Linked DNA regions of Mus musculus: all the other regions are linked to region 1. A link is a loop called in an ENCODE intact Hi-C map of the cell type or tissue named here. Cell type or tissue: heart. All regions are shown on one strand.

Region 1 (8,000 bases):
CTGCGCTGCAGATGTACGAATACCATCTCTGGAATCCCATTCAATTCTATCTCCCTTGTGAATGTGTACAGGCCAGGAGTTCACTGTGCTGATGTGGAAGTGATGTAAGTCCCTGATTCTTTGTTCTGCTATTGTCATTATAGAAACCCTCTCCACTCTTTTCCTCTTTCCTCCCTCCTCATGGATCTGTTCTGACAGAGAGGCTGTTGTACACAGACCATCATTTTCTCTTTGGCAGAGCCACACTGAAGAATGGACAAAAAACGTGCCTGGACCCAAATGCCCCTGGCGTCAAGAGAATCGTCATGAAAATCTTGGAAGGTTACTGACCAGCTGCTTCATCTGTGCCAAACCATTTTCCTGCTCAGGAAGGGTTGAGGGTTTGAAATCTGGACTTGGTAGAATTATTTTTCCACTTTGAAATTGGGATGTTCTCTCGTTCTGTCTCAGAAATCACACTGTATTCTGAGAAGGCATGATAAAGAATGTCACAACAAACAAACAAACAATGATGAAGACGGGCAAGCCAAGTTGCAACCTGCAATTTATGGTCTATTTCTGCAGTTCTTGGCTAAGCATTCTGACATGTCCTGCATTTCTCTATTTGAGCTTTTCTTTTCAAATGTACTATGTCAAGTTTTCATTCTGTGTTTTTAATAATTATTTCTTTTAGTTTTGAGATTATAATTACATCCCTTCCCCTTTCATTTTTCTCCCTCTGAACCCTTCTATATACCCATCCTTGCTCTCTTCAAATCCATGGCTGCTTTTTTTTCCCATTGAGCATTGTTATATACATATATAATGATAAATTTCGTAGTGGTCAATTGCAACGGAAATCGCCTGGAGTCAAGCAGTTTTCGCTCTGGTCATGACCATGTTTTTCCAATGTCTTATCCCTAGAATGTCTTGTTTCCAAGCAACCTCTGCAACATTTTACATATGTTTACTTGAAACTGAACACAATAAAATCATAGAAAGTAAATTCTGCAAGTAGTGGTCATTTACTTTATAGTGAATATGTTTAACACCAGTAGCACCAAAAGTGTGAGGTGAAAAAGGGTTTAACACAAACTGTTTTTAAAAACGCCACTATTGTCTGCAACAAAGAAATATGATGGGTCTGATGTACTATTAAAGGTTTTCTATATCCATTCTCTCTCTCTCTCTCTCTCTCTCTCTCTCTCTCTCTCTCTCTCTCTCTCACTGAACTTTGGGGCATCATGTATGCTAAGCAAGTTTTCTGCCACTGGGCCACATTCCTAGACCTCTATTTTTGTTTTGTTTTGTTTTCTTTCTTAATATTGCCAGGTAAAGTCACTAGGTTGTGCCATTTTAAATGCCCTACACTATCAAGAATTGAAAGATGCTAGGCATACCCCCCCGAGCTATAGGAACCCTGCCTAGTAGCCATTTCAGTTTTGTTAGGCTGCTGACCTGCTCTGTGCCTTAGTTTCCTCATCTCTAAAATGGGAATGGTCTCTAGCTGTTTAATAGAGTTGATAAGAGAAAGAAAAGGACTTAAAAATGTTTTAAAGACTGTGTGTCACAATGAGTCACATATAATCGTTAGGCTATTAGCAGAGCTGCTAGCTCTCCTCATATTGCAGAAAGGGAGGAAACCTGACATTTAAGAAATCATGAGACTTGCCTTCGGTTAGAAGTATAGCTCAGTGGTAGAATACTTGCCCAGTATGTGGGAGGCCCTGGGTTCAATTCCCAACAGAGCTCAAAGAAACCTGCCTTAGAAAATAAATGATCAGATTGCACATTGGAAACCTTGCTCGTTAACCATTGGAACTTGACCCTTTCGCTGGTCCTTCCTTCCCTAAGAAGACAGCACTACATATCATCAATTATAGGTACATAGATACTACTTTATTCAGAACTCCCCCTACTATATCCTGGTCTTGGAGAAAGAGAAAATGTCATCTCCTCCAACCTGTACATGGACTTTAGGACACACTTATATGCTAAACATGTAGTTCACTCAAACTCAGCATGGAGGAGAGTTTCCTTCTCTATCTCTACCACCAGAGGGTCAGGCCTGTGGATATTTTATCCATAAAATGAACACTTAATTCAGTAATAACTATGTAAATGTCCATAAACATGTGATAAAGCAGTGAACAGAGTCTCTAGCCATTTTCATTAGCTTCGCTCCAATTATTAAAACCAGCCGTGCCTCTCTGAGGCAGTCTCTCTCTGAAAGCCAACAAGCCTGGATCTTACTGTGGCACTCATTACACTGTGCTTCTTCTTCTTGAGGTGAGAGCATCTTTTACTCTTGTGCACCTGAACTGGATTCTTTTCTTTAAATGGAGAGAAAGGCTGCCTTGCCTGACGTCATTGCCTGAATTCCTTGACTCTGCAAATGCTGAAATCTTTGGCCAAGGCTGCACAGAAGAGTCCCTTGCTGTCCAGATTCAAATCCTCTTATCCATTCTTTTTTGTTTTTTGGTTTTTGTTTTTTTGCTGACTCAGCAGGGGCCTCAAGTTTCAGTTCCCTAAACGCATAGGATTTATAGCATGGTTTGCAGTAGCCATTGTAGTCTATGCTGAGTATTCAGAAATGTATGTCCCAGGGAATTATGCTTGACTGTATCACTACACATGAGGGACAGATACAGGGGCACATAATTATCACCATATACGGCATAAATTAATAAAGAGATCTCCAACTGTTCCAGAAAACTCTTTTATCTAGTCTTTACCAGGATAGAGCTGAGTAGAGAAATAGCTAGACTCAAAGATTTTACCAAAGGAATGCATTCACTACTTCGGTGATTTTTCTAAAGAGTCGTGGGGACAGCAGACCCTGCTTCCTGCAGTAGCTTGGACTGCAGTCAGAAGAGCCTCCAGAATTTCATGCAAGAGGCTCGGGAGAGCTTCCGGATGAGGGTGAAAGTCAGAAGTCATCGCCTAGACATTAACTTTCATCTTTTTAGTGGCAGAAAATAAATTTCCAACCCCACATCTCCAACCCCACAGCGGTCAGCCTCACCACAATCGGCAGGAAGAGTGACAGTGGCTTTGGAGTTACGTGACTGGAAGCCAAGAAGGCAACACATTGATACTGAAGGTGTGTGTTCTGCAAACCCGATGGCGATCTCAGAAAGTTCTCTGCCCCATACAGCATACCTTTTGCTAAATTCCAAGTCCTACTGTTTCTCACTCTGTAATTGTTGATATCAATTCACATTGGAGATGTGGATCCTGCTGCCAGCTACTAGTCAAGACAGCTGGCCTCAGCTTTTTTTTTTTTTTTTTTCTGCTCTGTTTTATTTTAATCTTGGCTGGCCAGATCCCAATTACTGTTCCACAAGTGTCATTGCTTCTGCAGAGCACTTCCTCATCCTGTATCCTGGGTTTCCGGACTGGGCAGGCAGTGAAGATAAAACGTGCTTGGGAAGTCCCAGGAGCTGCTGGCCTGCACTTAAGAGCCCTAGACCCATTTCCTCAAGGTAGAACTTTATCTTTGGGTCCAGTGGCACCCTCTTGACATGAGCGTCGCTGCGGTGTTTCGAGGCCTCCGGCCCAGTCCTGAGCTGCTGCTTCTGGGCCTGTTGTTTCTGCCAGCGGTGGTTGCTGTCACCAGCGGTGAGATTGGGTGAAGGGATGCTAGGGACAGGAAGACAGTTCAGGAGCCTCAGGTGCGGGGAGGTGAACTCTGATGACATCGGGTCATATTGTATGGGCTTTCCACCTGCCTTCCGAGGGGAAGGCGATGCTGTAACCAAGCCTGTGGAAAGGTCCAGAGGTACCACACCGGCAGATGATAGGGTCATCGCTATCTCTTCTACTCCCCTCTTCTTCTCCCCGTTTACCCTCAGCTGGTCCCGAAGAAAGCGATGGAGATCTTAGCTGTGTGTGTGTGAAGACCATCTCCTCTGGGATCCATCTTAAGCACATCACCAGCCTGGAGGTGATCAAGGCAGGACGCCACTGTGCGGTTCCCCAGCTCATGTGAGTCCTGCCCACATCCCCCAGGCCCGTCCTCTCCTCTGCTACCTGTTCCTTCCCATCTCTTCCCTTCTTCCAACCAAGGATCTGTAAAGCAATTCCTTCCCTTTCCCCTCTTTCCCCTCTGACAGAGCCACCCTGAAGAATGGGAGGAAAATTTGCCTGGACCGGCAAGCACCCCTATATAAGAAAGTAATCAAGAAAATCCTGGAGAGTTAGGTATCAGCTGCCTAAATGTCAATTGTGTTACAAGACTCCTGGAATCTTGTCTACTTTTAATGTAACTGCAATCTTCCGATGTTTATATTATCCTTCAAGATTTAAATAAATGCATTGAACCAAGTTGTCATAAAGTCAAGCTATTTTTGTAATGAAGCCAAAAAATGTGTCATGAGTAAGGAAACATCTCCAAAACTTTAAGTATTTTTGATGGGAGGTTTGGTCTAAGAACTGAATTTGCTTGGTGTTACTGGTTGTACGGCAGCTGATGAATATTTGCATATATACTTAATTACATAGTCTCCTGGTTACACTTCGGTTTTGTGTTGTAATTAGCTTTGTCAAAAAAACAGGAAGGGGGCTCAACATAGTGAGTTGCCTTTGAAAATAAGCACCTAAATCAAACTTTGATTCAATTTTCTCAAGATTATCATAAAAATTAAAATAATAAGAGATTAGAGTGAATACATAATGCTAATATGTTGATCCTTTCAAGAAACCGTATGAAAATATCTTTCTTTTTATGAGTTCTTGAAGAAAGTTTATGTTTCAAAAATGAAATATTAAAAATAACTTTTATTCTTATACTATTGCCTGTAGGGGGGTCTTCACCTGGCAAACTTAAGAGTCCTACTAGGACCTATTAATCTATCACCTCACTGCTGCTCCAAGCATGTAGATGTCTTAGCGAGACTTTCTGCAGGATTCTTGGGCTCAGAAGAAACTTGATTTGTAATTCAGTTTTCTTTAAGATCTCCTCATAACACGGTATGCTAAGCAGCCACAGGAAGCAGGGCTGGGACCAGATGGCTTTACGGTCATACTTCAGAGGACAAGTACCACACATTGAGGAAAGAGGAAGATGATGTGATATGTGTATATCATTTAGATATCACTTACTCCCTCCTTCGTCTGGTCTCATAAAAACCTTTGCAGATTCTTAGAACCCTATTGGATAATCTAGAATAAACATTTTCTCTCAATCACCTTCATACATCTGTGAAACCTTTTTCTGTCATGTGAAATGACATTCACAGGCTGTAGAAATCTTGGGGGTGAGATTATTGTTCAAGTTACCTTAATGAGCGGGAAGGCAGACTCTAATTGATAGAAGAAGATGTAGATACTAGCTCACGAATGGACCCAACCTGATTGTTGTGTTCAACCTAACATGACAGTGTAGAGCTGTTTGTTGGCTTAGACTCCTAAGAGAAAACAGAGGATATGCAATTGAGTTCTTTGAGGAAGGGACAACTCTAGAATGATGAATACATGAAAACAGTCACAGTGTGTAGACACTTACAAGGGGTACAGGTATCAGGGGGGAATGTAGGGAACACAATTAGTGATCTTGGTGATCATACAATTAGTTTCTGGCGATTTTCACTTTCAGTGGCACATTTAAGGAAGGTTGCCTAATTATCCTACTAAAGCACATATATAGGCATGGCACTTACCTTCACAAGATGTTCCAAACCAAAGTCCTCAGCATGTTCACCTATAGCTCTACCAGCTGCTTTGCCTTTGTGCCTTTGTGTCTTTATCTATGAAATGGGTTATTGGGTGGTGTTGTATTAGAAAGTGGCTCATATCTGGATCGATCACACCAGGCCATCACAGTCCCACTAGAAGAGGTTTATGGGGGTGGGGGTGGGGGAGTGGGGAAGAGAAGGAGGAAAACAGGGGTGAGGGGTTGGGGGTTCTCTGCCTTTTATTTGGGCCATGAAGTAATCACTCACACCACCGTGCATAGGTGAGGTGCACATGTGAGGCACACCCCAGGAATGTGTGGCAGTTGCCATGACAACAGACACATGAGGGTTCTTGTTGCATATGGGTGATGGCATCGATGGATTCGGAGACTGACTGTAAACAGCTTTTGATGCCAACAGGTGATATATGCAAAAACACGTGCTGTGGTTCCTCACACATAGTTTGGGTTGGATGATCCAGGCTCAATTTTATTGCTATCAATGTTGTTCTCAAAGCACCGTTGCAGTTAATTTAGAGTGGTAAGGCATTCAGGAGGGCAGTGGGAGGAAACTGTTGCAGTCACACTAACCGCTCTTCAGATCAAGTGAATTTAAAGAGAGGTGAAATGACATTGTTCATTCTCCTATCTACTTCCCACCTCTGACACCCTTAGCAGACACGACTCAGTGTGTCAAAGGGACCAAACCAGTTTTACAGCATCAGGTAGTATTGGGGTGCTGAGGTGTTGGGGTGTTAGGGTCTCATAAACCCCTTACTTCATGCATCCTAAAAGCACTTCCAAGCTGCCCCCTTCATGAGCAAGGGCATTGGAGGAGGATTTTGCCACCTGGGAAATCCTGCAGTATGCAGCAGCAACAACCCCTGCCTTTGGACATTTATGGAGTGATAGAGCTAAGTTGCCCTTAAATGTCCTCTGCTTCCAGCCTTGCTTTCTAAGTGGTATATGGGGACAATCAGCAGAAAACATCCACAAACCCAGCCCTCACTCCACAGCCATGGACCCTATCAACCAACCAAAACCACACAAGTGTGTGTTGCTGTCCACAGATCTCTGTTTTTGTTATCTTCGCTTTTCGCCCCCGCCCCCTTATAAGGCTTTTGCAGTTGAAAACAACTTCCTCTGTAATGCACGGTGCATTACAGAGTGAGTTGGTGAGTTGGTTTTAAAGATATGCATCTATAAAGTTTGCAAGACCAAGATAACCGACTAGGCCATCTTCTGCTATGCAGCTAGAGAAACGAGCTCTGGGGGTACTGATTAGTTCATATTGTTGTTCCACCTATAGGGTTGCAGACCCCTTTAGCTCCTTGGGTACTTTCTCTAGCTCCTCCGTTGGGGGCCCTGTGTTCCATCCTATAGATGACTGTGAGCATCCAGTTCTGTATTTGCCAGGCACTGGCACATAGCCTCAGCAGGGCGGGGGGTGGGGGGACGGTATAGGGAACTTTCAGGATAGCATTTGAAATGTAAATAAAGAAAATATCTAATAAAAAATAAATAAAGGCAAAAAAGTACACAAACTAAGTTAAAAAAAGATATGCATCTATAGTACTCTCGTGTTCTTTAGAGGTAAAAGAAATTAGACAAGAAGGGCAAAAATTTTAAGCCTGAAATTTCAACAGAAAGCCTGGTGCCGCAAATAATTCCTTGGCGTGGGGATGGGGGGATGTCTAGCACGATAGACACTTGGTAACAACAGAAACATTCAAATAATAAAACCATAATTGTTTTTTTTTTTTTTACCATTTTATAAAATACACATGATGCCTGATGAACAGTGAGGTAAACCACCTTTCTAGTAAAGAGCAATTGGATATTTTCTTTATTTACATTTCAAATGTTATCCCCTTTCCTGGTCCCCCGTCCTCCCCTCCCCCGGAAACCACCTATCCCACCCTCCCTCCTCCTGCTTCTATGAGGGTGTTCCTCCATCCACCCACCCACTCCTGCCTCCCCACCCTCGATTCTCCTACACAGGGGCATCTATCAAGCCTTCATAGGACCAAGGACCTCTCCTCCCATTGATGAATGACAAGGCCACCCTCTGCAACATATGCAGCTGAAGCCATTGATGTACTAAGTTCGGGTCATCTTATGCTACTGTAACAAAATACTACAGAATCATAATTTAAAATAACTGAAATGTATTTGGCTTCTGATTCTGGAGGTTTTGGGTTCCAAGATGGAGAGGCTACATCGGCTGAGGGTCTTCTTGCAGTCTCATAGCATTCTGCAAGGAAAAAGAAGGAGGAGGGAAAAAGGAAGAAGAGGACAAAAAAGGAGGAGGAAGAAGAGGAAAAGGAGGAAGCAGAGGAAGAAAAAG
Region 2 (8,000 bases), 130 kb after region 1:
CATCTCATGGGGAGACACCAAGGCCTGACACTATTACTGATGTGTGCTTATAGCATGGCTGTCCTCTGAGAGACCCAACCCGCAGCTGATTGAGACAGACTGAGATACACCCAACCATTGGGCTGAAGTCAGGGACCCCTATGGTTGAATTAAGGGAAGAACTGGGGAAGCAGAAAAGGAGGACAACCCTATAGGAAGACCAGCAACACTCAACTAACTGGGACAGGACCCCTGGGAGCTCCCAGACACTGAGTCACCAACCAGGCAGAATGCACGAGTTGGTCCGAGGACCTGACACACATATATCAGAGGACTTCCTGATCTGGCTTTTGTAGGAGAAGATGTGCATCATCTTGAGAGAATTGAGACCCCAGGAAGAGGAAAAGGAATAGGATGAGGAACTATTGGAGGGGGGACCAGGAGAGAGGAGGGGGCAAAGGGTGGATTATAAATAATAAAAACAAAAAGACAACAACAACAATAACAAAAAAAGTCAAAGACTGGCTATGAAAATAAGAAAATCTATGCTTCCTGAAGATATTTCTTAAGTGTTTAACTCTAAATAGCTTAAAATAAGTGAAAATGAAATGTCTCCCACCTCACAAAACCTATATGAGAGGAACTCAATATACATCATCAGTTACTAAAATATTATTTATGAACAACTGATCTATTAGTGAAGTACATATAGAAACAAGCAGTCACGAGAGAATAAAGTCTGATTCAAAATATAAAGGGGGAAACTATAGAAGAGACAAAGTAATGTTTAAATTTTACAAATAGCATTAAAATACATAAAACAAGTTGGCAAGACTAACAAAAAGCAGTCGAAAAATCAGGATCCATAGGTAAAGAAGATTTTTTTTTGTACCTTGTGTAATGGTGGTCCACACCTATAATCTATGTCCTAAAAGTGTCTGCAGAAAAGACTTGTCTTGGCTACATGGTGACTCATCATACGCTACATGAAATTGGGTCTTTTTTTTTTAATGGATTAAAGATAACATGTTACTGTATGGTCCAAGCTGGCCCTAACTATTTAATTCACCTATCATGAATGACATCTATATATTTTATCTGCATAGCCGCCATGTTAGCTTCCCATAGGTAAAGATTCTAACGTTATCTTTAACTCAATTCTTAATAGGGAAGGTATTGAAATATTGCTAATAGTACGGAAAAGTTGAAAAATAGAATTGAGTTGGCTTGACTGACATTTCTAGATTGCGTAAATGACAGTGGGTGTGGTGGTGTTGCTGCTGCTGCTGTTGTCTTGCTTGTTATTTGTTGTTTTATTTTACAGTGCCCAGGAAACGTTTTCTACAGGAGGCTTCATATTGGCCTTGAAGAATGTATCAAAGACAGAAGAAGTTGAAATGCTACAGAAAAGCACCCTGCTCATCACTTTTTATAATGTTGTTGCCTTTCTTGCTGAAATAGATATGACCATACACTGTGCATGCTTGCTGTGGCTAATAACTCATCCCTCAGCTTCCTAAATTTGATTTCACAATGCCACAGTCATCTTGCTTTTCATATACAGCATAGACATCTAATGTGATTAAAAAATATTACCATGGAAACGTGGCCTTATTCCTTATATTTATTTTAGACGTAGTTTTGTCAATTTTGGAGTTCCCATATTTCTTAGGTTGCATGACAGGAATTTAATGCAATTTAACTACGTGATACTGCCTCCACAAAAAACTCTAATTTTTTAAAAAATGAAACAGGAACACATAGTTTTTTATTAAGAGTCATCTTGTGTCAAAGTCTTGGAATATGTTCCAGATCTAATATATTAGATTAGTATTAGTTATTACTTAGTATCAATTAAAGTGAATTTTAAAAACTACAAACTACTGAAAGCAAAAAAGATTCTTAGAATATTAATAGTAGTAGTAGTAATAAACTAGCTGTTTTAGTGGCTAGAAGTATCCTACATGGAAAATAATTCTTTCTTTTCTGTTCTACCTTATTCATCTTTTACAAATATGTCACTACCTCTGATACATTATACCTAATAAATGTTTTTGGTTTTAATCTTCATCATCACTTTCTTCTCTTATGTGATTTCAACAATGAGAATATCTTACCCTCCTCAGTATAGACAGCAGATAAACTTTACAGTGTGACGTTATGCACATTGGCCATGGAAACAACTTTATGTGAGTAGCAGCCTCCCAGAGGAAGTAATATCCAGAGGAATTGACAAGATTCTAAGGGTCATAGTGCCCCCTTCCTGCACACAGGCTAAAAAGATCAAGAATGGGGGCAGGGAGCAGACTGGGTCTCTAAGGAGGCCATGTCTTGGGGGAGGGAGGAAGGTGAAAAAAAAAAGAGAAAACAAAAAGCTCTCTCACCTTTTTGCTCAAGACATGGCCTCCTCAGAGACACTTGTAAGTGTCCCAGTGGAACAAATAGAAGAGTAAACTATGTAATGGCAGACAACAAAGAATGCTAGCTATTTCTCCACGGGCAGCTCTGATGAGCTCACTTACTTACTATGTTCTCAAGATTGAAAAAGGAAGGAAAAGGTTACTAAACATTAGCCAATAGGGAAGTAAAATTTTTTTCCAGTTTGTTTTATTGGGAAGGAAAGGAAGTATGGGTTGAAATGAAACTCTTAATGAAGTTGTGACCTTTTCTGGAGGTGGAACTATGGAATTATATAGGAAACAATGACAATTTAAAGAATGCTGTAATGAGAAAAGTGTGTGTGTGTATGTGTGTGGGTGTGTGTATGTGTGTGGAAAGCAGAAGTCAACACCACGTGGGCGCAGGGAATCCAGACTCAGGGTCTTAGGCTTCTGTAGCACACACTTTGCTGACTACTCCTAGAGAATACTTTTTTCTTTAAGACTGTTGGTACAAAGCATGTCTCAGCATAGTCTTTCTTTTTATGTCTTTCCCTATAACTGTGTCAAGATCTAATGAAATCTACCCTCTATGTGTAAGTGTCTGGACAATGGAATTCAGAATAAATGAATAATTTGTATTCAGTAAGGAGCTATATGCTGAAAAATTAAAATTGAATCACTAAGAATGAGTTATGAGTTTCAGGTCTTCTTTTTTATCTTGTTATTGATTATCCCATATTTAACCTTTTTTCTTGCAACAACAAAACACGTCAAATTAAGTGAATTACTAATACAATTATGAATATGTTACTTGGCCTTGAAAATCAAAGTATCTCATTTACTTACAAGGCGAAATACCATTGAGTTTTGTTTTAAAAGATTGAATTTATCTTATCCATTTGGAGAGAAGCTGGAAAACATTACAAACAGGCATGCCTCAGGAAGTCCAGCTTTGTGGCAGGGAAAGGTACTTTAGGGCAAAGTCTCAGGTACACTGATTGCTGAGTCCTGGTCCAAAGTCTGGTTGACTATGGGACACGGTCCATGCAGGATCTTCATCTTTTTAGTCCAGATTCACAAAGGACCGAGGGGAGGAACTGGCCTGTGATCTGCTGCTGCTCCCACTTCGCCTATGCACCTTTCAAACAAGTCTTTGCTTGCTCTGTCCTTTCCCTTCAGAAGGTTTCCTGCCTCTCGGAATTATCTCCTTTCCCTGGAAGGCTTCTTTAACATTGTCAGAACAGAGAAGGTCCTCTGTGTCTGAAAGAGCTCCCAATGCCACAGTGGGAACTGGATTATCACCGTTTTTCTCCAAATACCTTGAATGTGTCTCACATAGCTTATCACAGCCTCTGTTGGGTTTCTGCGTCTTCCCCCCTCAGGTATGTATCTTCCCGATTGAAAGGAGAGGTCCAGGGTCACAGGGTCACCTACCTCTCTCGGTGTCCAAGGCACCTAACTTCATTCTTACATTATAAATCTTGAGAACTTACATTGAAAATGCTGAGAGAAAAGGAGAGAGGAAGTTTAAAAGCAAGCTGAAACGTCCGTCTTGAGAGAGAATCTATCAATAAGCGGAGTCCGTAACACACAACTGCAGGCGAGATGGACTGAATGAAAAAGAGAATCAATTGGTCTTTCTGGGATACCTAAAGCCAGGTGAGAGTGGGTGGAAGGCAGAATTTCCAAGCTCAAAGCGTACACCTGGTGACTGGTCTCACTTGGGCGGGATAGGTGGCTTTTCTCTAGACTGCCTCAGCTTCAAGCAGCCTCTCCCAGATCAAGCTCTGGCAGAACTCCAAGGTGCTGGCTTGCCAGCTGCGACCCAGCAGGAAGTAAGGACCTGTTTTGTATTTTCTAAAAAATCATTTCCTGACAGAAAGGACCAGAGGGATTTTTTTTTTCTGACTTGGACATGATTACATCATTTGCCTGCTGGCAAGCTTACCAAGGCCTCTACAACGTTGAGGCTCAGCCACAAAGGACTGGCAAATGCTCCGTGAGTCTGTCCGCTTACTTCCAGAGCTGTGCCGTAGATCACTTGTCTTGAACCCAGACTGGGAAGAGAGAGAGAGAGACAGCAGGGACTGGAGTCTTGCTTCTCAAAGGATAGTGAGGACTCTGTCATCAAAAGTCAGCAAGAAAATGCTTAGAATCAGGCATAAAAGAAGAGCGTATTAGAGATGCACTCATAGATGCTTTGGATTGAATGAACTGAGAGATCTAGACACGTTTTAATCATTCATTTTCATTATATGCAGATGAGTGCTTACCTAAATACATATACGGGTATCACATGCATGTCTGGTACCCACAAAGGCCAGTTCTGGGGAACTGGATAATAATCCTCTGAATAAACAGCAAGGGCTCCTAACTGCTGAGTCATCTCTCTATCCCTGAGTCGAGGGATTTAACGCATCATAATGATGTCACTATTGTTCCCTCAGCTAGATTGATTCGTAATTCAGGAAGCACTAACTGAAAGAGGGCTGGCAGACATCTTGATTCCTGGTAGCAAGTAGGAAAAACAGCATCCACCACCAGACCATCCCTGCAGCGTCATCTACGCTCAGGATGAGCACAGCTCTGGACTTAAAAGATCTCGCATGTGTAAAACATCAAAGGATGATAAGTGAATGTTTCGTGGTGGTTCCATTCCTTTCAAATTGATAGTATGACTTTAAAGTTTGGGCATAGAATTTGTCATTTTATTCATACCAAATGTAATTGGCTGGAGCTGGTACTTAACACTTCCAGAAAAAATTGAATTATTTTAGTATAATGTTATTTCTCTTTAAAGCTTCAAAAACAGCAAGTCAAAGGTTGTTAGGGACTGGCTATGAAGATGGATATTGTGTTAGAAGGAAAAAAAATGCTAGTATTCCATTTTGTAAGCAACTGTTGCTTTACTCTGTCTTTACTGGTATATATTTAGTAATTACTTTTTGAAACATTGTATGCTTCAGAGACTGCTGTAGGAACCCGGTACTTTATTCTATTCTCTCTGAGTATTTCCTTATGTCAACATATCAGATTGCACCTGGAAATCCCTACAGCAGATAGTTTCTGTTTTCTACTATCATAAAGATACTAATGGGCTGACCAGCATCCTGATAATACTGAAGGCAAATATTTCAGTTAAAAACCTGATAAAGTGGTCACATTAAATCCACAGAAGTCTGTGAGCCTTATCTAGGCAGTTAAAACCCATGAATAAAATGTCCATGAATAAAATGCCTCTTAGAAGCTCCAATTTCCACCGGCTTCAGTTCTGAAGAGGATGTATATTAATTTGGGAGGGCGGGGGGGGGGGGGAGGACAAAGCATACATATGTGTTAAATACACCACGTTCATTCTACAAATGTAAAGTCTTACTGGGAGTACAACACCCAGATGTTCTGCCACTTCACCGATTTTAAACATTAGGAAAGCCAAAGTTGAGCCATGAGATACAAACATTAAATAAATAAATAAATAAATAAATAAAACCCCACAATTCTCCTAAACCTAAGAATCACTTATCTCAGGAAACATCTAATTCTTTATAAATTTTACTAGTAATTGAGATGAGTATGTTCATTCAGATTTTGTAGTTTTAGTTGATAAACCAATTAAATTAGGTAAGAGACTCATCTAAATTCTTTTTTCCCCCTGAGACAGAGTTTCGTTATACAGCCCCCATCGCCTGGAGCTCACAGAGATCTGGGCGCCTCTATCTGCCGAGGGCTAGGGTTAAATGTGTTTGCCATCAATCCCTGCTCCAAATTATCTCCTAAGGGGTGGGGGTGGGGGGCAAAAACGAATAGGAAATTGTTTTGCTTTTCAAGAATTATTTGTGTTTGTGTGTGTGAGTGTGTGGCTTTAACTCTTAGGTGAGTCTTGTTTTAGTAATATGGAGGCAAAAACAAATTTTGTTTTTGTGTTTTTTTTTTTTTACCTTAGCATTTATACAGTGAGTTTTTAGAAACATTAACATTTATTCATCTGAACATTTTGAGACAGTTATTTGGGTGCATTTCAAAGATAAGAAGCTAGCACATTGGTCACAGGTGGGTGTCTATGTCCCAGTATCTAGTGGCACAGCATTTCCTCTCTGGCAGCTTTGAATATCCTCCTGCCTCTCACACGCTTCTCTGTAAAACGACCACATGGCTCTCAGAGAGCTGCACTCAGACCCACAACTATCTACAACTTGTGTTCTAGATGACCAAGAAATAAAACCCAGGGTGAGAAAAATGAGCTAGTGAAAGACAAAGGCTAGAACTGAGGGCTACAATAGTTTGTCACAATCAGTGAAAGCTCAATATGATCCTCTAGTGGAGAAATCAAATCACTGGGACAAGAATGGATGTATACAGTGTGTGTGTGGGGGGGGCTAGATTTGCCTCGATAACAAAGGGAGAGAGAGAGAGAGAGAGAGAGAGAGAGAGAGAGAGAGAGAGAGAGAGAGAGAGAGAGAGAGATTGAAATCTGGCATCTAAATATTTCACAGATACAGGTACACGTTTGTTGTGAAGCGGACATGTGAAGGGCGCTACCTCCTCTAGGTGTCAGCACTGACTGGCGAGTAGACTGTCCCCAGGAGAGCCCTTGCCTCCTGCAGCTGGAGACCGCCGAGAGACCACCAAGTCTCTGTTTCTTGAATTCATGAAAATCTCTTACAGCTGATGTGGTGCTCACCAGCACACTGGAAGAGCCTCGGAAGTTCCAGAATTTCACAGAGGAAGTTATATGAGATTACAACACTTTGTCCTAGGTTAAACATGAATTAAGCTTTTGACACATCTCCCCCCCCCCCCCCCACGGCCCCAAGTCGGGTAGAAGGATATGACACAAAATGTGATTTACTCGTGCTCAGTACACCGCAGGAACAATGCACTCTTGTGTACAGCCTGAGATGACTAAATTTCAACGGTGTACTTACGCAGACGTAAATAAATCTTCATCTAGTACTATCTATGAGTATGTAACTAATAGAGAAGCAATCCCCCATCCCCCGCGCGTTCACGCTTGAACACACACACACCTTAATTTCTTCAGTCCTAATGACTAAAGTTCCCCAAACTGTTAGGTCTCCACTGATGACATAGCTCAGTAACCACTGTCCTCTAGCAGGTGGTCACTTCAGCGCAGACATCACTTCCTTCCTTTTGAGGATTTGGGGAAGGACATCCCAGGGTCCCATAGTGGAAGGGCAGGGCAGTAGAATGAGGCAGGCAGCTCACGCGCGCGTGTCCCCAACCCACTCAGCTTAGGGGCGGGGCTCTGTGCTTCCTGATGAGGGGACCCTGAGCTCAGGGAATTTCCCTGGTCCCCGGGCTTTTCCAGACATCGTGCATAAAAGGAGCTCTCGGGACCTCAGAGCCCCAGACTGCGCCTCAGTGCCTCCAACAAGCTTCCTCGGGCACTCCAGACTCCAGCCACACTTCAGCCTAGCGCCATGGCCCCTCCCACCTGCCGGCTCCTCAGTGCTGCACTGGTCCTGCTGCTGCTGCTGGCCACCAACCACCAGGCTACAGGTGGGATTCGGATTCGAGGCTGATGTTTCTGGGGAAGCCTCAGGTGGGCGCAGCCATCCCCAGCCCTTCTGACCCAGTGTCTTCTCCTACAGGGGCTGTTGTGGCCAGTGAACTGCGCTG
Region 3 (8,000 bases), 120 kb after region 1:
AGCATCATAACGTTGTCAAGGAGTAAGTCATCAGGTGAGGCAGGGAGAGAGGGAGGGGGAGAGGGAGAGAGCTGGTCCAAACCACCCTGTTATCACCACCACCACTGCCTGCTGCAGCCAACCAAGTTCTAAAACAGCAGCATTAATCCTCTTACCAGGCAGTGCCTTAGTCTCCTAAGCACATCTTAAAGGCCTCACCTGAAGACCCTTACAAAGAGAAATAAAATTTCAAAGGAAGCTTGGAGGAGACAGTCAAAGCAAAGCAGAGGGTCTCTAGGCTGCAGCGCCTATGGAGGTGACTATTATCGTCACATCCCAGTGTAGGTTCCTAGAATAAATTGGATAGTTGAAAAAGAAGAAAAAAAATCCATATTGTTCAAGAAGAAAGATAGACACCTAGAACACAACGCACAGACTTGATACAGATTTGCAACCTGTCCTTTCCTTCTGGTCACTGGTTTTCTTGTCTTGTGAAATACTGGCTTTAAGACCAGGAGTCAATCTTGGATCTGAATGCAAGTTCCGGATATGATCACACAGCTTCAGCTTTTTACCCACAATTCAGCGGGTCACGTGGAAGCACATCAGCAGAGAGATATACAAAAGGGCAATGTGCTTTGCACACGTTCCTCAAGGACAGGAGGCTTTTGAGAAGCCACTGTGCCTGACAACACTGTTGAGAGACCCGTCCTTATCACCACTGCTTGACAGTCTCATACCCAACTGCAAGCCCTTTTATTTCTCATCCCTAGTGCTCCAGGCCTCATCTTTATAACCCCAAACGTTTCCTTTGCCCTCCAGCATCCACTCACACTGCATCATTACGACTGCCATGATCCAGTTTTTAATCTCTTACAAAGCAGTTTGCAGACATGATCCTCACTCCTGCACCACCACGAACAGTGTTTCTCCTCTCTTCAGAACATCTGAGTGCTTTCGGGGGCCTGACAAGGATGCTCTCTGTGTAGCCACCAGCACCCTCCAATTGCAGAGTACCCTGAACGCATTATTTGGTTTTATACCTACCTATTTTTTTATGAGATATTTTCTTTATTTACATTTCAAATGTTATCCCCTTTCCTCGTTTCCCCTCCGAAAATCTCCTATCCCCTCCCCCCTCCCCCTGCTCACCAACTCACCCACTCCCACTTTCTGGCCCTGGCAGTCTCCTACTCTGGGTCATAGAGCCTTCACAGGACCAAGGGCCTTTGCTCTCATTGATGACCGACTAGGCCATCCTCTGCTACATATGCAGCTAGAGCCATGAGTCCCTCCCTGTGTTTTCTTTGATTGGTGGTTTAGTCCCTGGGAGCTCTGGGGGTACTGGTTAGTTCATATTGTTGTTCCTCTTATCGGGCTGCAAACCTCTTCAGCTCCTTGGGTACTTTCTCTAGCTCCCTGTGCTTCATCCAATGGATGGCTGTGAGCATCCACTTCTGTATTTGTCAGGCCCTGGCAGAGCCTCTCAGGAGACAGCTGTATCAGGCTCCTGGTCAGCAAGCTCCTGTTGGCATCTACAATAGTGCCTGGGTTTTTATATCTACCTGTTACATGCGGGACTTCTATATAGTCCATGAGTGAGTCCTCTTTTCTAACCAACTGGCTTTCCTACCTGTTCTCACGGCTTTTAACCTCCTCCATTTCAGAACCGTTAGAGGATTCATGAGCTCAGTCTTCAAGAAGAGCCCCACTGAGGACATCATTCTCTCTAGAACGTGCCACATCTAAGAACACAGACATAAGCAAGCCCTTTGCCCAAACTTTTACCCATGACCTTTGGCCTTCTGGCTGTTGAACTTCGAGTTTATAATAAATGCATTCGACATAGAGAATTAATAATTTCTTGGGGCATTGCCATTTTCCTCTATTGTGGGGAATCATTTCTAAGTTGTCCTCTCTATGGCTTAAGGTTTCCATCCTCACTAACTTTATCCTGTTTCTATCCTCAAATTATACAATACTATTTATTGTAAATGGAATTGTGTAAATTGATAATTTTTTTTTTATGAAACGGTATGTGATGCCTTCTGATCCTAGTGGGGCCTTCCCAGGTCTTGCAATCCTTTGGTCCATTAATGTCCACTACCTTTGGACCTTCAACATTGTTTTCTCAAATCCTAACCAGAAATCCATCCTCTGGAGCACACAGCTCTTTCACTGGACTTGATTCCTCAGTAAAGTAAACCTACTTTCCTTCTTCAGCGTGACAGTTCCTAAGCTCACCTCCCTGTATCCGCAGCATCTCCATGGATATTGTTTCTTATATTAAAAAATTTAACTCCCCGTAACTCATGTGCTAAGTAAAAAAAATCAATAAAACCCATTAACCTCAACAGATTTATTTACTACTTATTCATTTTATTTACTCTGTTTAATTTTTATCATGACAAAAGAGCCATAAAATTTATCACAAAAAATGTACATCTTGATGATATTTGTATAGTCTTGTGCAACCATCACTGCCATCCATTTCCAAAATGCCTTCATCATATAAATGGAAACCCTACGTCTGTTTGATAACTTCCATGGCTGGAAAGATGGTTCAGTGGGTAAAATACTTGCTGTCCAAGCATTGAGACCTAAATTCACGTGTCCAGCACCAAAATAACGATGAGGAGTGACTGAATGCATGTCTCTATGATCACAGCACTGTGGAGGCCTGGATAGACGGGCAGATGCCAGGGTTCGGCAGCCAGCCAGTCTATCCAAAGCTGTGAGGTTAATGGGGAGCCCTGACTCCAAATCAAGCTGGAAAGCAATCAAGATAAACATCCCAGTGTCAACCACTGTTTCCACATGCACCCTCCACATACATCCAACACACATGCACACACATACAAACAATAATAATAAATTTCTAAATCCCTTTCTCCTGGGCAACCACTATTGTACGTTCTGTATTTATGCCTTTCCTTTTACTGAATGGAATGTATAAAATGTTATTTTTTAGTTTCAATAATTTCATATCTTACTGGTTTGCTTTAGTTAACATTACTTTCAGTAACTTTTACTTGAAGGATACTTTACAGATGTTAAGTGGTTGTATTTTTATATTAGTTCTATGAGGGACATTTTTGAGACTTAATAAAGATTGGAAATGTTTTACATTGACTGTGTACATTCACTCATCCACTTGAGTGTGGATGCGCATATGTTAGTACAGGGGCCGGCTGAGGCATCAGGCGTTAGCTGTCCCTGGAGCTGGAATTACAGATGATTGGGAATTGCCTGATAATTGAACTTACCTCTTTTGCAAGAACAGAACATGCTCTTAGCTGCTGAGCCATTCCTCCAGCCCTAGTGAGCTTCTATTTTTAAGACATGACTCCAGTAGGTTGTTCTGTGATTTGCAGCTTGTATATATCAGCGGCATCCAGCTATAGTAAAACAAGGAGGAATTCTCTTATCACGGTACCCTTCAAAACAGCTAATCTTAGGAAGTTTGGAAACAGGTGTAGTGCTTGGTGAAGGACTCTCCTGTGCAGATGGCTACCATTTCCTTGCAGAGACCTCAGGGAAGAAGGGAGTAAGACTCAGCACAGATGACCTCTGAACTCTCATGGGGCATTAATCCTAATCTGAGTACCCCACCTTTATGATCATTCAATTTGTTGCCAATAAAGTTGTAGAGTACCACGTCTCTTCCTTTATTTGGTAGCTATTTGCAAAATGCTTAAATAGCACCCGGATGCTAGCACATTTCATCTTAGTATATCAGCTCTGTGAAGCAAATGCTACTATTGGCTTTCTTTTACAGATGAGAAACATACTTGAGGTTGGAGAGATTGCCAGTGACCATTGCGTGGGGACTCGTTGAAGCTGAAGTTTTAATCCTAATAGTCAGGCTGCCTCTGTAGCTCCACATGTAGAGTACACCCAGACCAAGGGTTTCTTACATGATAGCTCCAGTTCTCCCTCACAGAGACATAGAATCAATGGATGTTCAGCTAGGATCTACATTCAAATACCAACAATGACAAAAACAAACACAAACAAACAAACAACAATAACGACAACAATCTGGAGACCTAAGACTGCATTCAGGCAGATTCTGAAATTGTTTAAATAGAGAGCAACAAATATGTCAGTAATTATCTAAGTCTGGTGTATTGGCTCCTGAGTCTAAGAAGCACTTGGAAGGTGGGAGGAGAAGGCTTGGAAGTTCAATAGCTAGTTCTAGGTAACCCTGAGTAGTAATTAATAATAATAATAATAATAATAATAATAATAATAATAATATTCAAAGACTCAGTTTTACAATACAGATAGATTCAGATAGCATGAAAATAGTTGTACAAGTAGACTAATAGTTATATAAAGCCATAGCCCTTTGCTGTTAGACTGGTGCTTGTGACATCTGTGGCCTTTTATATCTAGGAACCCCCTCCTCAGCCCAGAAAAAAACCCACAGCTTTCCCGTGGACTTTCCTTAGTCAAAACAAAATATGACCTGCTATACAGCAGGGTAGGGATGCTTCAGGAACCACACCGGGAGTTCGGACTTTCGGGAAGTTCCCAAGCTCAAAAAACAAAGAGGAGATTGCTACAGCATTCTAAAATAAACAGGGACCTAACCTTGACAGTGATCTTTCTCCTCACCCTCTTCACATGCCTCCCTGATACAAACCACCAACTGTGATTTACCACAAAAACAGTTGGCAAAAGCAAACCACCTCACGTGGGATAAGAGAGGGTAGATGTCTTTTTAAAGAATGCGTTAATCTGCCACACTCAAAAAACAAGACAAGCTTCCATCCCCGCAAATCACTGTAGTACACCAAGTGGAATCCTAGGTGGCGTGGCGCCCACGTGCACATAACGCGTGTGACCCACCTCGCCCTGAGCACTGGAGACTCTGAAGTCTCACTACTCCTCCCCCCCCCAACCCCCCAGCCGTCACTTGTCCAGCGAAGCACGTCACTCCCTCCCCTTTGGGACTTTGGGGCAAAAAGCAAAAATCCCAGAGTCTAATCCTTGGGAGTGGAGCAAGGGGGAGGAGCGATGTCCTTTCCGGTTGCAGGGAAACACCCTGTACTCCGGGAATTTCCCTGGCCCGGAGCTCTGGAGTTTCGAGCATAAAAGGGGCTCGCGGGAGCCCTAGAGCTCCACAACAGGACTCAGAGCCTCTAACCAGTTCCAGCACTCCAGACTCCAGCCACACTCCAACACAGCACCATGATCCCAGCCACCCGCTCGCTTCTCTGTGCAGCGCTGCTGCTGCTGGCCACCAGCCGCCTGGCCACAGGTAGGTCTCGCCACTGCCACTGGGGGAGGAGGGACCTCTGGTGAGCGCAGCCTCCCACAGTCCCGCTGACCAAGAGTCTTCTCCCATAGGGGCGCCTATCGCCAATGAGCTGCGCTGTCAGTGCCTGCAGACCATGGCTGGGATTCACCTCAAGAACATCCAGAGCTTGAAGGTGTTGCCCTCAGGGCCCCACTGCACCCAAACCGAAGTCATGTGAGTATCTTCCCGGTTAGCTTCTGCCACTTCCAGACTCGCCCAAACCCTCCCGCGCCCCCACACTTCTCCTAGTGGGAATGCCTAACATGTGGGTCTATCCTTCTCTCTGCAGAGCCACACTCAAGAATGGTCGCGAGGCTTGCCTTGACCCTGAAGCTCCCTTGGTTCAGAAAATTGTCCAAAAGATGCTAAAGTGAGTTGTGACTTGTGTTTGTACCCGAGACTAGAGTCAAGGGTGGGAGTACTGGCATATGACCCCTGAACGTTAATTCTATCAAGGAAAGTCTGTGTTTATCAGGAGGTCGGAAAGTTGTGGTTATTATTTTGGTAATTGACCTTAATTTGAGATCATTAATTGGTTCTGATGCTAGAGAATTGTGTCCTCTTGGACACAATTACTATTGTATATTACACAATTACTATTGTGTATAATTATTACCACACTCAAAACCCCTATGCAAATGGTCAGTGGCAACAGTTCCTAAAAGATGGAGAAGTCGCCAATAGCCTTTAAAAGTCTCCTTAGGGGCTGGCAAAGCATGCCCGAGCCTTCTTTTGCCAGTGAGATTTCCCTGAGTTCAAGGCTAAGGTCTCTGTGAATGTTACATAATTTATTGAATTTAAGCCAAGTAGGGGAGATAATAGCAGCTATATCACAGAGTTGTGAGTGAGAGAGGATTAAAGTCACACTTGTAAATTAACCCATGCTGAAGTAGGTTTTTGTTTGTTTGTTTTTGTTTTTGTTTGTTTTTGTTTTCCAAGTCAAGTGATTGACTCCACAGGAACCGACAGTACAGAACTCTGGGTGCAAGTGTAGACATGTAGAAAGCCCATCTGGAGCCTCAGGGGCTGGAATAAAAGAAGAAAGGCTTTGATGACTATTTGTAACAATGACTCTTTTCTGATTGCAGAGGTGTCCCCAAGTAACGGAGAAAGAAGACAGACTGCTCTGATGGCACCTGTCTGGTGAACGCTGGCTTCTGACAACACTATACAATTTCTTTTGAGGGTCCTATTTATTTATGTATTTATTTATTCCACAAAGTGTGTGGTTTTTATTTTACATTAATATTTAACAGTGTGGATACATTTCATCGATGGTAGTTCAGTTCTGCTTGTTCAGTTTAAAGATGGGTAGGCTTAAAATATTTCATTAAACTAATATTTATTGGGAGACCACTAAGTGTCAACCACTGTGCTAGTAGAAGGGTGTTGTGCGAAAAGAAGTGCAGAGAGATAGAGTTTAGTATTATGTTTTGTATGTATTAGGGTGAGGACATGTGTGGGAGGCTGTGTTTGTATGTCTTGAAAAGAATGTCAGTTATTTATTGAAAGTCGTCTTTCATATTGTATGGTCAACACGCACGTGTTGACGCTTCCCTTGGACATTTTGTGTCTAGTTGGTAGGGCATAATGCCCTTTTACATTCTTTAACCCTGTTTCTCCTGGTCTCGTCTCGCTCGGGACAGAGACGTTCAAAGGACTGTTACAAATGAAGTAAAAATAAAAGTTTTATTAAAAAAAATAACATGGGTGCTTTTTGTCTTATTCTTCTTGACATGGTGGTTTGTAGTTAATCTTGTACCTATGATGGCTGGAATTTCTTATGACTTGCATACTTGAGGAGGAGCAATTGCTACCCCTGAAAAACACATTCTATGATTCCCCAACTTTCTTGATAATTTCTAGCTCTACACTGACCAATTTTTTTACTCAAAAAAAAGTTCCTTTTTTTAAAAAAATACCTTTGCTGTTATTATTGTTTAATTTTGAGAGAGGGATTGTCTACGGCCAGACCACCCTGAACGAGCTCGATCTCCTCTTATCTCAGAAGCTAAGCAGGATCGGGCCTGGTTAGGACTTGAACGGGATAGAGGGGTCGTGCAAAGCTGTCTAGACTGGCTTTGAACTCTCAGTCCTTCCTCTGCAGGCTCCCTGCACGCCAGGATTACAGTTATGCAGAGTGGATACACCTGGCTCTGAAATTCTTGACAAACTCTTGAAGTCTTATAAACACGGTAACAAGCCCTTTGGTATGTGGGTCTTCCAAACTGTGTAATTATCTTTCCTTTTTGATGAGGTTGGTGACCAGAAGTGAACAAGTGGATTCTTTCTATGGACTTTAAAGCTTTATGTTAAAAATGCTAATAAAAGTAATGGCGTATACAGGTAAATACACACTGTGAAGTAAAATACGTGGTTTAAGGAAGCAGAATGAGAGCTACTGAGAGGTATGGCTTCAAAATATACCATGTTTTATCAATGGGTCACATATTAAGGAAAATATAATCAGGTAAGAATGTAAGGCATGGTGGTGCACACCTTTAATGCCAGCACTCAGGAGACAGAGGCAGGTGGATTTCTGAGTTTGAGGCCAGCCTGGTCTACAGAGTGAGTTCCAGGACAGCCTGGGCTATATAGAGAAACCCCGTCTCAAAAAACAAAACAAAACAAAAAACAAAACAAAACAAAAAACAAAAAAGGATGTATATTAGGATACCTAAGTGATACTTTAGAAGAAAAGGGAAAGTTTAGAACT

Evidence for each region. A loop is a pair of places that touch in the nucleus more often than their neighbours do. Peaks named below come from ENCODE experiments on the same cell type or tissue, not always from the same donor. Only the 100,000 strongest peaks of a DNase experiment are listed, where the experiment ranks them.
Region 2: a loop joins it to region 1, with 5 times the contacts of the local background. A loop is called at or near these places in 6 of 42 quality-filtered maps.
Region 3: it touches region 1 in a loop (2.0-fold over the local background); 6 of 42 quality-filtered maps call a loop at or near these places.

What each region holds. Positions count from the first base shown.
Region 1 is chr5:90,769,079-90,777,078 of GRCm38, forward strand. It overlaps Ppbp (pro-platelet basic protein), which reads left to right. Exons shown (of 3, transcript NM_023785.3): 2 at 1-104; 3 at 239-985. The coding sequence ends at 329. It overlaps Pf4 (platelet factor 4), which reads left to right and starts at 3,357. Exons shown (of 3, transcript NM_019932.4): 1 at 3,357-3,600; 2 at 3,834-3,966; 3 at 4,095-4,305. The coding sequence starts at 3,504. The coding sequence ends at 4,182. In heart, no CTCF peak of the experiment used is centred here; a DNase peak (open chromatin) is centred at 3,383.
Region 2 is chr5:90,896,144-90,904,143 of GRCm38, forward strand. Cxcl2 (chemokine (C-X-C motif) ligand 2) reads left to right here and starts at 7,756. Exons shown (of 4, transcript NM_009140.2): 1 at 7,756-7,880; 2 at 7,973-8,000. The coding sequence starts at 7,802. In heart, a CTCF peak has its summit at 6,908; DNase peaks (open chromatin) are centred at 4,168 and 7,558; H3K4me3 peaks cover 1,291 bases; H3K27me3 peaks cover 1,065 bases.
Region 3 is chr5:90,886,136-90,894,135 of GRCm38, forward strand. Cxcl1 (chemokine (C-X-C motif) ligand 1) reads left to right here and starts at 5,110. Exons shown (of 4, transcript NM_008176.3): 1 at 5,110-5,245; 2 at 5,335-5,458; 3 at 5,574-5,654; 4 at 6,373-6,986. The coding sequence starts at 5,176. The coding sequence ends at 6,388. In heart, CTCF peaks have their summits at 4,781, 4,992 and 5,294; a DNase peak (open chromatin) is centred at 5,146; H3K4me3 peaks cover 1,228 bases; H3K27ac peaks cover 677 bases; H3K27me3 peaks cover 616 bases.